Linked DNA regions of Homo sapiens: region 2 is linked to region 1. Evidence: chromatin contacts called from ENCODE Hi-C or POLR2A ChIA-PET data. All regions are on one chromosome and are shown on one strand. Each heading gives the region's core, a stretch centred on a gene start or an enhancer-like site at or near the end of the contact. The rest is flanking DNA. Distances are from core to core; before and after follow the strand shown. Region 1 holds the start of SEMA5A (semaphorin 5A). Region 2 holds the start of ANKRD33B (ankyrin repeat domain 33B).

Region 1 (5,406 bases), core at 797-3,296:
TGCTTAGCTCTATATGCCAAGAGTTTTTTTGCTTTTTTTTTTTCTTTTCAAGTATTAACGGCAATGTTCAGAGGCAAGAAGAGGATTAGCTGAATACATTGGGTTCTAATTTCTGTCTCCCTCACCCTGGCCACGTAGGCTCCACAGGTCCAGGCAAAGGCTGCAGATCCAAGCATAAGGCAGCTTCCTCCCTACATCTTTCCCCCTAGAAGCAGCCAGGCAAGACCTTGGCCTGCCTCTTCCTCCCAGGGAGGCTCCTAGGCCTCTGTGCCACGTAGGCAAGATAATCGGAATGTCTGGAATGGAACTAGTGCTCTAAGTGCCAAGCAAGGGAAGGGAGAACGGTTAAGCTTTTCCTTCAGGTCCCCAGGAGCCTGCAGCTGCCACACAGCAGGCCGGGAGCCCCCGCCACAACCCAGGGAGGAATGCTTGCCAAGAAGGCCTGCCCAGCTACTGACACTTCCTCCCAGAGGTCTTAAAGGAAATCCCAGTAAGGCCTGAGTACCCAAGACAGCCAGATCACCCGTGCCAGAGACTGGGCATTTGGGGATGGGCTGGGCTTTCATAGAAACCTTCGGAATTGCTTTCACTTAATTCTTTTATTTTAAAAAAAAGTTCTAGAAAATAAAGACACATCGATAGCAATTTGTATTTCCATTGTCCTCTTAGGTCTGCATGGCTACTGTGCGAGCTATGACACCCTGCAGCCTGCAATAGCTTCTTTGTTTTATGGATGAGCTCAATGGAACCCTTATGGACGCACCGGACCATGCCCAGGACCAGCGAGGCCCATCCATACCCCACCACTGGCTGGAAGGGCGCTGGTGTGAACGTGGGTCCTTGCGGGGGTCCCTACCTCACTGCGGTCAGGAGGGGGCAATTCACACATTTCCTCATGCAGGGGACCTTCAAGCCTCCCTCTGAGGCGCAGACTGAGTAAAAAGGGCCCAGAGATACTGTCCCGCACCCCCATCCAGTGGGAAAGGGCCACTCAAGGCCAGTCAGGACTCCCAACCCAAGTTTTATGCCTTATACTCCTATAACTTTACCATTTGCTCTTTTCGCGAGGCTGACCCCCTCCCTCTCCCCCCCCACCGCCTCCTCCAGAAACTGAAGAACTGCAACAAAGTGTCCAATTATACACGTCTTCAAAGGTACTTTACTTGCTTCCCAATTATCAACTTTTCACCTGAGTACTTAGTAAGGCCCAAGGATCCTGCAAAAGTGCAACAAGGAATAATTGACACAGAATTGGACGAATGACTTTGACCATACGGGACTTCTCTCTTAACGCTCAGCGTGGCTACCTGGGGACGCCTTCTCTGGCCTCCCTGATTCGTCAGATTTGTTCATTTCCTTGACTTAATCCCGCTGAAATCGACCCGAACTAGCCGGGAGTCTCACCCCCAAAGTGCTCCTCCAAGAACCCGCAACGACTGACTCTCTCGTCTTCTTTAAGGAGTTTCTCCCTCAGAACGGATGAGGATGTCACACAGAAAGAACAAAATCACAAAGTTCGAGTTCCGGAGGACCAGACGGCCCCTGCCCCCCATCCCCCGGGCCAGATTTAGCCGAGGGAACCGCACGTACCTGAAGCCGAGGCCGGCAGAGAGGGAGCGCCACGTCTCAGGTCTCGGCCGGCGCCCCCCTCCGGGGTGCAGCCACGTCTGAACCGGGACAGCGGGCGGGGGAGCCGCAGAGGGACCCAGTGAGACGGGGGAGGGAGCCCCCAAAAGTCAGCGCTCGGCCGCACTCGCACTGGGGAGGCTGGAATGGAACTCCTGGGGTGCAGCGGGGCTCCCAGGAGCGAAGGTGGGGGTCCTGTACCGGGAAGGGGCGGGGCCCGGGGAGGGGCTCGGGGAGGTCAGGCGCGGGTGGGGCGCTCGAGTTTCACCCCGGCGGGGAGGAGGAGGAGGAGGAGGCGGCGCGGCGGCGGGGGCGGGGCAGGGGCGGGGCGGGGCGGGGGTGGGCCCAGGCTGTCCCCCGCTCCCCGCCCAGCGCTCTCCGCCCCGCGCTCTCCGCGCCCGCTCGCCCCGCGCCGATCTACTTGCCGGGAAGGCGGCGCCGGTGGCGGCTGCTCTCCCTGAGCCCGCTCCCGAGCGCTGCTTTCCCGCCGCGGGTGGGCTTCGCAGCCTCAGGCCAGCCGCGGCCCTTGGCCCGCTGCAGCCCCGGCCCTCCACCTTCCCCGTGCAGGGGCGGCCCGGCCAGTGTCGCTCATCCCGGGACGCTCCCTTCTCCCACCCAGGACTGCCCCGCGGAGCTGGCTTGGACACCCAACTTTGCCACCTCGAGGGTCGTCTCTGCTGGGCGCGAACCTGCCCACCCACCGGTTGGCCGCGCGCTCGGGGACCGTGCTCGTGGCCCCCAAGCCGGTGCCCCCATTCTGGAACTCAGCGAGTAGGGGGCGGCTCTGGGGAAGTGGCAGGGGGCGGCTGCAGCTGCTGCCTCCACTTCCCTAGCCAGGTGCTGAAGAGGATCCTCGGAGCCGCTCTGGCCCCCAGGCGCTGGATGACTGGCACCAGCGCTCCTCGCACCTGGTGAGCGACCCCCGCCCGATTCCTGCGTGGCCTTGGCAGGAGCCCCTGACCGCGCCGCGCCGCGCCGCGCCGCTGGCCGGGACCCGGGGACTGCAGCGGTCGGCTGGTGGGTGGTGCCGATCTCGGGTGGGATCCATCAGCAGGCACCTGGGCGGGGGTTGCGCGTACAGGATTAGGACGACCGTCAGTCCGGGGGCGCCCACAGTTGAGCTAGTGCACGGGCTGGAAGTTTGTGTACCCGCCTGTGCCGAGGTCTGAGCATGGAGAGGTAAGGAGCCGGAGTGTCGCGGTGGGCGAGACGGGACCCCTGCCCAACACCCGGAAAGGTGCGCACACTGGTCTGTGCCCGCCCCCGGCGCGCCTCCAGGCTCGCACTGCCGCGAGCCGGGGGCAGGGGACACGGAGGTCGGGACTTGGCGGTTCGGGAGCGGCCACCTCGCAGCCCCACCGGCTTGGGCAGGTTTTCCTGCTTTCCTTACAGGGGAACCGGGAGGCAATGGGACTTGGGCTCAACTCCGCCAAGCGCCTTGGTTAATGAAAGACACTAAGGCGGGGGATGCAGAGGCCTGGGGAACCACCAGCCAGGTGCGCTGCAGCTAGGCGAGCCCCTTTCACCAGGCATCCCTCCGCTGCTCCACGGATTTTGCACACCGCGGCTCAGGGTTTCAGACCCCAGGGTTTCGGGCAGATCGGGCTCCAGAGGGAATGGTTTCTCCCAAGATGTGCGTGGGAACGGTCGTGGAGGAGTGATTCCCCCGGCTCGCTCCCCGCGGCGGCCGGTGCCTGGCTTGGAGCGGTCACATCCCTGTTCCCCTGGCTTTGGCGGGAAGCGCGTTCACCTCCTCGCCCTTTGCTTGCTTTGTACCAGGATGCCGCGGCCGGAGTTGGGATTTAACTTTCCTGCGCCTGCGGCGTCCTCGGGATTCCCGGCAGGGGGCGCTGCGAGCGAGCGCTCGGAGGACGAGGCGCCACAGGCAGTTGCTGGGTCCTGGGCGAGTGGGCGGGAGTCCCAGGCAACAAACAGCAGAACCAGGCAGATCTTGCAATAATTTCATTTTGGGGGCCGGGGGTTGGGGGAGCTGATCTGGTGGCTATAGAGAGCTGTCAGCCTTGCTAGGAGAGGGGACAGGAAAGGTGGTGGCCAGACATAAATGCTCTAACTAGAAAGGTCTCTTCCAGAGAAAAAGATCGCTGTAAAGTCTTCCTTGTCTGGGCATCTGCCTTCCTTGTGACTGTTACATTTACTCAGAAAGAAATCGAAATTGAGGGAAGATAACGTGAGCTTTGTTTAATACCGTTCTGCTTTTTAGGGGTACTTTAGTTAACACATCAGGAGTCACAAATGATTGTTCTGGTTTGTTTTGAAGAAAGACAAGTTTTACGTCTAGCTTACCGAGAAGAGCTCTGTCATAATGGCTGAGTTTGGAATCAGCAGATATGTTATTAATTATAGAGGTAGTCTGTTCATAAGGAGACAGAAACACAAAACCAGGCTTTAATAAGAAAGATTTTTCAATACCTAATTAGGATTGCTGAATTTGTTGCTAATTAATGCCAGTTTCATTATTTTAGAGAGTGTAATGTTTATCATGACCACTTTACACAACTTCAGTTCAAGCAGATAATACCATTAAGTTATGTATAACTGAAATAATTTTCTTGTCTGTGCCTGTATTTACACCAAAAGAAACATGGATTTTTTTTTCCCCTCCAAAAGATTTCTTTTTCTATGTTTTTTTTTTTTTTTCATGAAAAATACAGCCCTAAGTGTAATTGTTTGGTTCACTTGAAACACAGATGTTTTTTCCCTTGAGTTTCTTTCTTGTAAAAACTTTGGAGATAGAAGCTTGCTCATCCACGTTGCTCCATGCAGTCACACTAAGCATCTGTATACTCATTGAAGTGTGGGGTTGACAAACTGACATCTATTTCTATGTGCTTTTAGCCAATATGTACTTTTATTAACAGGGAGAAGACAGATGATGCTAATCATTTTATGTCTTTTGTGAATTGCACTAACTCATTTGGTTGTTATAATGTCAAACAGCTGCGAGATCCCTGCTGCGAGTAAAGCTTTGGCCTCCTGGGTGGTAAAGCTTGTCTCTGTCCAGAGGAAATTTTTGAGACGTTCAGAATTTGGTAAAAATAAACCTGCGTTCTTCACTGCCGTTTCCCTTTAAAATGATTTCATCACGTGTCTTGGGAGAATGAAACGTAGAAACTTACAGCTCAGAGGCTGTTAAAACTTATTGACCACGAGACCGAAATAAATACAAGCACATTTATACAAACTTCTGCATAAATTTTAGAGTCATGGGCCTTCTGAAGCCCCGTCCATGGATTTGCAGTAAGAAATTTAGTTCCAGAGTCATGTTAGCCTCTTGCTGAAGGACAAATGTTACAACCAACAAGCCTTTCTCTGTACCGTGTGCTAGTGGCCCAAAATAACAGATGCCAGCTCTTTGGGGACAATGTCAGATGCTCCTGATGTTAGAGAGAGCTGCCTATCTGAATCGTGACACAGTTTTACTTAACTTGGTGATTAGTTTTAAGAGTTTCAAGTGATTTTATTTTTGGTCATAAAGTCATTGAAATTGAGCCTTTGCTTTTGATACAGGAAGATGTGGAGGAGGAGCAGAAAACCTTTACTAAATGTCCAGCCAAGAGTATAAAGGCATTGCATTATGTAGACAAGTGATCATGAACCCTAGAGTTAACTAATATCAAAAACTCATCCCAAGGAAGAGGTTTGAGCTACAAAGCAGATGGTGTGCAAGATAGAACAAATGAGTTTATAACATATCCCAGTCAAGGAATCCATTTTTATAGTAGTATATGTACAACTATTTGAGTACAGCAGCCGTACATC
Region 2 (5,406 bases), core at 2,073-4,572, 1.0 Mb before region 1:
TTTTGAGTCTGCTAAAGTACCTAGCGGGAGCACAGTAGGTCTGCGGTAAACACTTTGGCAATGACTCACTCCATTTACCACAGAGCAGGGCATCAGGGCTTTGCCACACTTGATTCTTTCAGCTGTTTTTCAGGAAGATAGAGGCTGTTTGATCAACAGCCTTGAGAAGCTAATGAAAAGAATGGAGGCTCCTGCCTCGCTCCCCCCACTGGCCTCACAAAGCACAGAACACAAGCCCTGCTCCGTCTGATCCAAAGATGAAAGAGTCCAAGGGTCTCTAAGTTAGCAGGCTATGTCCGGGCCTACATCATTATTTTACGTGACACAGAGAAACAAAGTCTTCACTTCTGCTGTAATCAAAGGGGAAGAAAAGCAGCGAGAGAAAAAGCCTTGCCTGGCAGAAGACAAAAAACAAAACAAAACAAAATAAAACTGGAAGGTGCTCTCTTCCAAGCCAAGAGAAGGCAGACGAATGAGAAACACGATGGTAAACACAAGCCTGGGGCCAGGCCTTCCCAGAGCCTTGTGGGCACTAAGCCATTTTATGCTCACATCCTAAGAGGAGAGGCTGCCCTTATCCCTATTTTACAGACGAGGAAACTGAGGCAGAGAGCTGCTGGGAGGCTGGAGCTAGCCTCCCATACCACGGCCCTCCCCTGCCTCTCTGCTGTGTGGCCTGGAGACTCAGTCTGTTAGGCTCGAGCCCCTGGGGATGGTTTACGTTGCTGTCAGTTTTCTTCAATGCAGCTGTTTTCAAACATTTATGTTTTGCCCCTAAAGGAAACATTATATAAAGCTGAGCCCAGTGGTGCCCTAGAGTGGGGACTGGGCGAGCCAGGCCCCTCCTGTGCCCATTCCAGCCCACTGGAGACCACCAGGCTGCCCAGGACAGGGGGAGAGGCCCACCCCACCTGTTCCTTTATGAGCTTGGTGAGGCTTCCTTTAAAGCGGGCCCCCATACTGGCTTCCAGAAAGCAAGGTTTCTGATTACACACATCTGGGCCTGAAAACTCAGTTAAACCAAATGTAGAACTTGAGAAACAGGCCCTAGGACTTCGGGTGGAGCTCCAAGCCCTAATCACATGCCAGCCAGGGCATCTGTCGCCAGGGCTGGGGGAGGAGGCATTGCAAGAGGAATGGCAGCAGGAACTACAGGGCTCCAGGTGATGCTACCTACGGGGACGCCACCTCAGGTCTCACTGCCTAACATATGACAAGCACAGACCCTTCCTCCAAGTTCAAATGTTGTGTGATATGGTTTGGCTGTGTCCCCACCCAAATCTCATCTTGAATTCCCACGTGTTGTGGGAGGGACACGGTGGGAGGTAATTGAATCACGGGGGCAATGTAGTACAAGGGGAGAGTGACATTGGAGGGCTTCCCATCCACCTAAGCCCAGCCCAAACCACAGTCAGGGCAAACCACTTGCCCCACCCACTGCAGGATAAACCAAAGGCACAAGGTCACCCGGGTCCCCAAGTCAAAGCACATGTTTTCTGTCAGCTGCAGGCTCCTGAGCAAAAAGCATGTGCATTTGTGCTAGGCTGCATCTGCAGATACCACGGTCCTTGGACAATACAAAAATCAGGTGAGAACGCTGCCATTTGCCCACTGAGCACAGACTACGGGGAACTTGGCCACCGTGGTCACTCTGCAGTTTTCCCTTGAAGTGCTTTGCTTGGTGGAAGGTGTTCCACCAGCCAGTCCTTCTCAGGTCTTCTTAAGCCAACTTTTTTTCTTTTCCTTTCTTTTCTTTTCTTTTCTAAACATCTCGTTTTCTCTGAATCTGGTCATAACGAAAGGATAGCCTGTGCCTGCCTCCACGCCTCCTGCCCTACCCGGGTGGATGCCCGCGGCTCTGGGGCTCTCCCTATGCCCTGACTCTGGGGAGCCCCGGCTGGCATTGGCTCGCGAAGGTGACCTGCGGACAGACCAGTCAGAGATCACGTTGGCTGGTCGCGGCGCGGGCCACAAAGCTCAGCGGAGGTGGGGTAGGGGACCAAGCTGTCCCGGCGAGGGAAGAAACTGTTGCTTCCAAATCATTGCGGCTGGAGGAGCCGATCTGCGCCCCAGCGTGTTAGGACAAGGGCGGCGCGAGGGGCCCAGGGGCCAAATGGGGCGCTGGGCAGGAGGGGCTGTCTCCTGCAGGGGAGGAGGAATGGTCCCCTGCCAGGGACCTGGGGAAAGGTAATAGTCAGGAGGGGACCGGGCCGCAAGAAGCCCATCCTGGATTGCAGCACGGGCAGCCAGCGCGAATTCAGTCAGGAGGTCCACGGGGACCGGTAAACGAGAAGGGGATGCGGTGAGGACGCCGGACTGGCGTTTCTGCCGCGCTGACACCTCGACTGCTCCCTCCCCGCACCGCGTCCCCCAGCCTGAGACGGGGAAGCCACCCAGGGCACCGCGCTCCCAAACAGCGGGGAAAAGGCGCTCTGGGCGGCGGCTGAGTGACCGAGGGACCGGTCCGGAGCCAGGAGCTGGGAGGCGCGGGGATGTGGTGGGGAGGAGGGGAGTGGGGGCAGTGAGGGGGCTCAAATCCTGCGGGGACGCCCGCTTACCCTGCCGTTGCGGTCAGTCTCCTGCGCCTCCTCGACGCTCACCCCGCGCCGCACCAGCGTCCGCAGCAGCCCCACGTTGTTGGCGCAGGCGGCGCGCAGGAGGGTCGCCGTCTCCGGGACGCTTTCCGGGACGCCCTCCGGGACGCTCTCCGCGCTCTCGACGCCGTGCTCCTCCTCGTCCTCGAAAGGGTAGAAAGAGTCGTCCGAGGCGATGCTGCGGGTGTCTGGCAGACTCGAGAAGTCCTCAAACTCTTCGTAGTCAGCGGGGTCCTCCTCGACCTGCGCGCCCCGGGGTGGGGACGGCGGTGGTGGGGTCATGCAGCGCGCCCCGCCGCCCTCCGGCCCGGTCCCGGCCAGCAGCACCATGCCGGCGGCCGGGGCGCGGGCCGGGGGCCGGGGCGCGGGCAGGAAGAGCGGGACGCGGGGCGCGCGCCGAGGTCCCCGCTTCTCGCTTCTGCGTCCCCAGAGAAGCCGTGGCCCGCGCGCTCCAGCTCGGCGGAAACCGGCACCAGGCGGCTGCGCTCAAAGAAAAAAGTCTCCGGAGGCTGAGCGAGCCCCTGGGGTGGGCGGGACCGCGGGGGCTTTCCGAGGCGGGGCGGGGCGGGGCGCGGGGACACGCCTTCCCCCGGGGCCTTCCCCTCGCGCCCCTTCCTGGCCAGAGTTCAGAGCCAGGCAGGCGCTCTCTCGAGCGCGGGGACTGGGCACCTGGCAGCGTTGCCCCAGAGCTGGGGACAGCTGGCGCGGGAGAAGCAGAAGCAATCACTAAAGAAGCCGAACCCGAGTCGCGGGCGGCAAGCGGCCCCGCCCCTCCCTCCGCCGGCCCGCGGGATGGGGGCGGAGGTGGCGGCGGGGGGACGCCGGGGCGGAGCCGGCCTCCAGCTTCGGGAACCTCGGACCCCTGGAGCCGGCCTCCGCCGAGGGCGTCGGGCCCCCGGACCTGGGTGGGGCCGGTTTCTCCCGCCGCTTCAGAGGAGCAGAGCGGGTTTTCTCCCTTCGGGGGATCCCGGGCTTCGGGGCTGACTCCACCCGGCCGCGGCCGCTTGGAGGCCGGGGAATCCCCGGGGCGCTTGGCGGGCAGAGGAGCCGGGCGCGGGAGCGGAGCCGTCCACCTGGGACCTGTGCCCGGGGAGCGCTGCGGGCCGGGCCACTCTGAACTGGGGGCGGTCGGCTGCTGTGGGGGAGTCCCAGCCCGGAAGGGAGGACAATCCTCAGAGTCCCCCGTCTCGCGGAACCGGGGCCGGCCGTGGCTTGAGGGTTGGTCAGATCCTGGGATGGGGGGCGGGGTGTTCCGGAACCTCAGGGAGCATCTGAGTGGGAACGGACGACGAGGAACTCCCCGTCCCCATGCCTGGCCTGTGTCACGTGCGGGGATCTGCGGACTCACCCCCGGAGGCTGCGACTGGGCGCTGACCCCACGTCTGGCTGCCCAAAAGAGCAGGGCCGCGGGCGACAGCCGCAGTCCAGGCCCACAGCCCCTCTGGCCCGGCCTTGCCCTCTCCCCGTCAGTCCTGGCGCCGGGGATGGGCGGGGAGGAGGAGGGCGTGTGAGGATTTGCCACAGGGAGCCCTTGACTTCGGGGTAGGAGGCGTCGTGAGCCAATCTTGGGGGAAGGTCTCTGCGCAAAGGCGCGGAGGTGCGCTCGCGCCCGTCGCAGGTCAAAGACTGCGGAGGCCACCAGCCCTGTGTCCCCCTAGCCTCCTTCCTTCCTTTTTTTCCCCCGATCTTGACAGCGTGTCCACCAGCTGCCAGCCGGTGGGAGGCCCTCGCGGCCCCAAGGTGAACACAGCTAGGCTGGCGCAGCCGCTGGGGACCAGGCTTGAGGCCCACGTGCCGCTGGGCAAGCTGAGGGGCACGAGGGCACCGAATCCGAAACAGCCGTGGGAGGTGTAGGATGAGGACACGTTTAAACTGCGAAGCCGCTCGAGCCCTCGTGTCACACCGCACTGGCCCGACCCGCTGTCCTGGTCGCCTGGTCTTCCAGTGTCTCCAGCAGGAGCCAAAGGGCCTGCTGGCGGCCCCCGACCCGGCATCTGCAGGGCCCCGGAGGGTGGGGCGCGCGGGAGCACCGATTTCTGGTGAAGACGCCCTCGCACCTGGGCGGCTCTGAGCGAGCAGCGAACTGAGACTCGCTGGCCTCCTTCTCTACTCCGGGGATTCTTTCTGCAACCAAAAATAGCCCCCAGATTACAGTAAACTCTACCTTTTTGTGTAACTGACCACAGTTTGCATCAATTCCCACTGGGAATTTCCCCTTTCAAGGTTGAGGGTTGTTTCCAAAGGCCTGGGGTAGTTACAATTTCAAGTGCCCCCTGAGGGCTGAGTTGGGTTTGCTGGACCCACTGTCCTCCCAGGGAGAGCACTGCGTCACTTTACAGCAAGAGTCCCGGCTGCGGGTCACCAAGGCCCAGGTGGACAGGGCCAGGCCCTGAGAGGGGAGCACCACGCAGCCTTTTCTGGCCTCCCGTAGGCGATTGGTGCTCATTGACCGCGTCACTCAGCAAGGGAATTGAGGTTCTATCTTCAGAGTTTACCACTTCCTTTTCTTCCTTAGAAATTTGAGTCCAAATAGCATTTGAATGTGTTTCCCCTTAAATATAAACTAAAATGTCATCGTCTGCTTCAAAGAAGAACTATCGTTTATAAGTAAGTGGTCCGATTCAGGATGCAAGCTGATCATTTTCCTGTCTTTTAAAAATAAACCGCTAAGAAGAAACAATAAATAAAAAATAAAATATGCTTCTTTTACAACAAAGACAGTAGAGTCTGGACATTTCTGGAAGATGGGCTAAAAGAAACACAAAATCGACCGGGCGCGGTGGCTCACGCCTGTAATCCCAGCATTTTGGGA

What was found. A loop is a pair of places that touch in the nucleus more often than their neighbours do. ChIA-PET counts read pairs that join two places held with the same protein, here RNA polymerase II (POLR2A). Pooled maps may share reads with other maps.
Region 2: a loop to region 1 is called in a map of naive thymus-derived CD4-positive, alpha-beta T cell, with 8 times the contacts of the local background. The contact joins the promoter of ANKRD33B here to the promoter of SEMA5A in region 1. A Hi-C loop is called at or near these places in 1 of 168 maps with a recorded cell type or tissue (naive thymus-derived CD4-positive, alpha-beta T cell) and 4 of 50 pooled maps. POLR2A ChIA-PET finds 5 or more read pairs at or near these places in 1 of 52 experiments (activated CD4-positive, alpha-beta T cell).

What each region holds. Positions count from the first base shown.
Region 1 is chr5:9,542,715-9,548,120 of GRCh38, reverse strand. SEMA5A (semaphorin 5A) reads left to right here and starts at 2,046. Exons shown (of 23, transcript NM_003966.3): 1 at 2,046-2,537. SNHG18 (small nucleolar RNA host gene 18) reads right to left here and starts at 1,921. Exons shown (of 3, transcript NR_045196.2): 1 at 1,591-1,921. RefSeq lists a silencer at 1,923-2,112.
Region 2 is chr5:10,561,986-10,567,391 of GRCh38, reverse strand. ANKRD33B (ankyrin repeat domain 33B) reads right to left here and starts at 3,322. Exons shown (of 4, transcript NM_001164440.2): 1 at 2,559-3,322. The coding sequence starts at 2,924. RefSeq lists enhancers at 149-198, 279-338, 2,139-2,348, 1,471-2,364, 2,365-3,259 and 3 more and silencers at 1,469-1,518, 2,489-2,538, 2,879-3,738.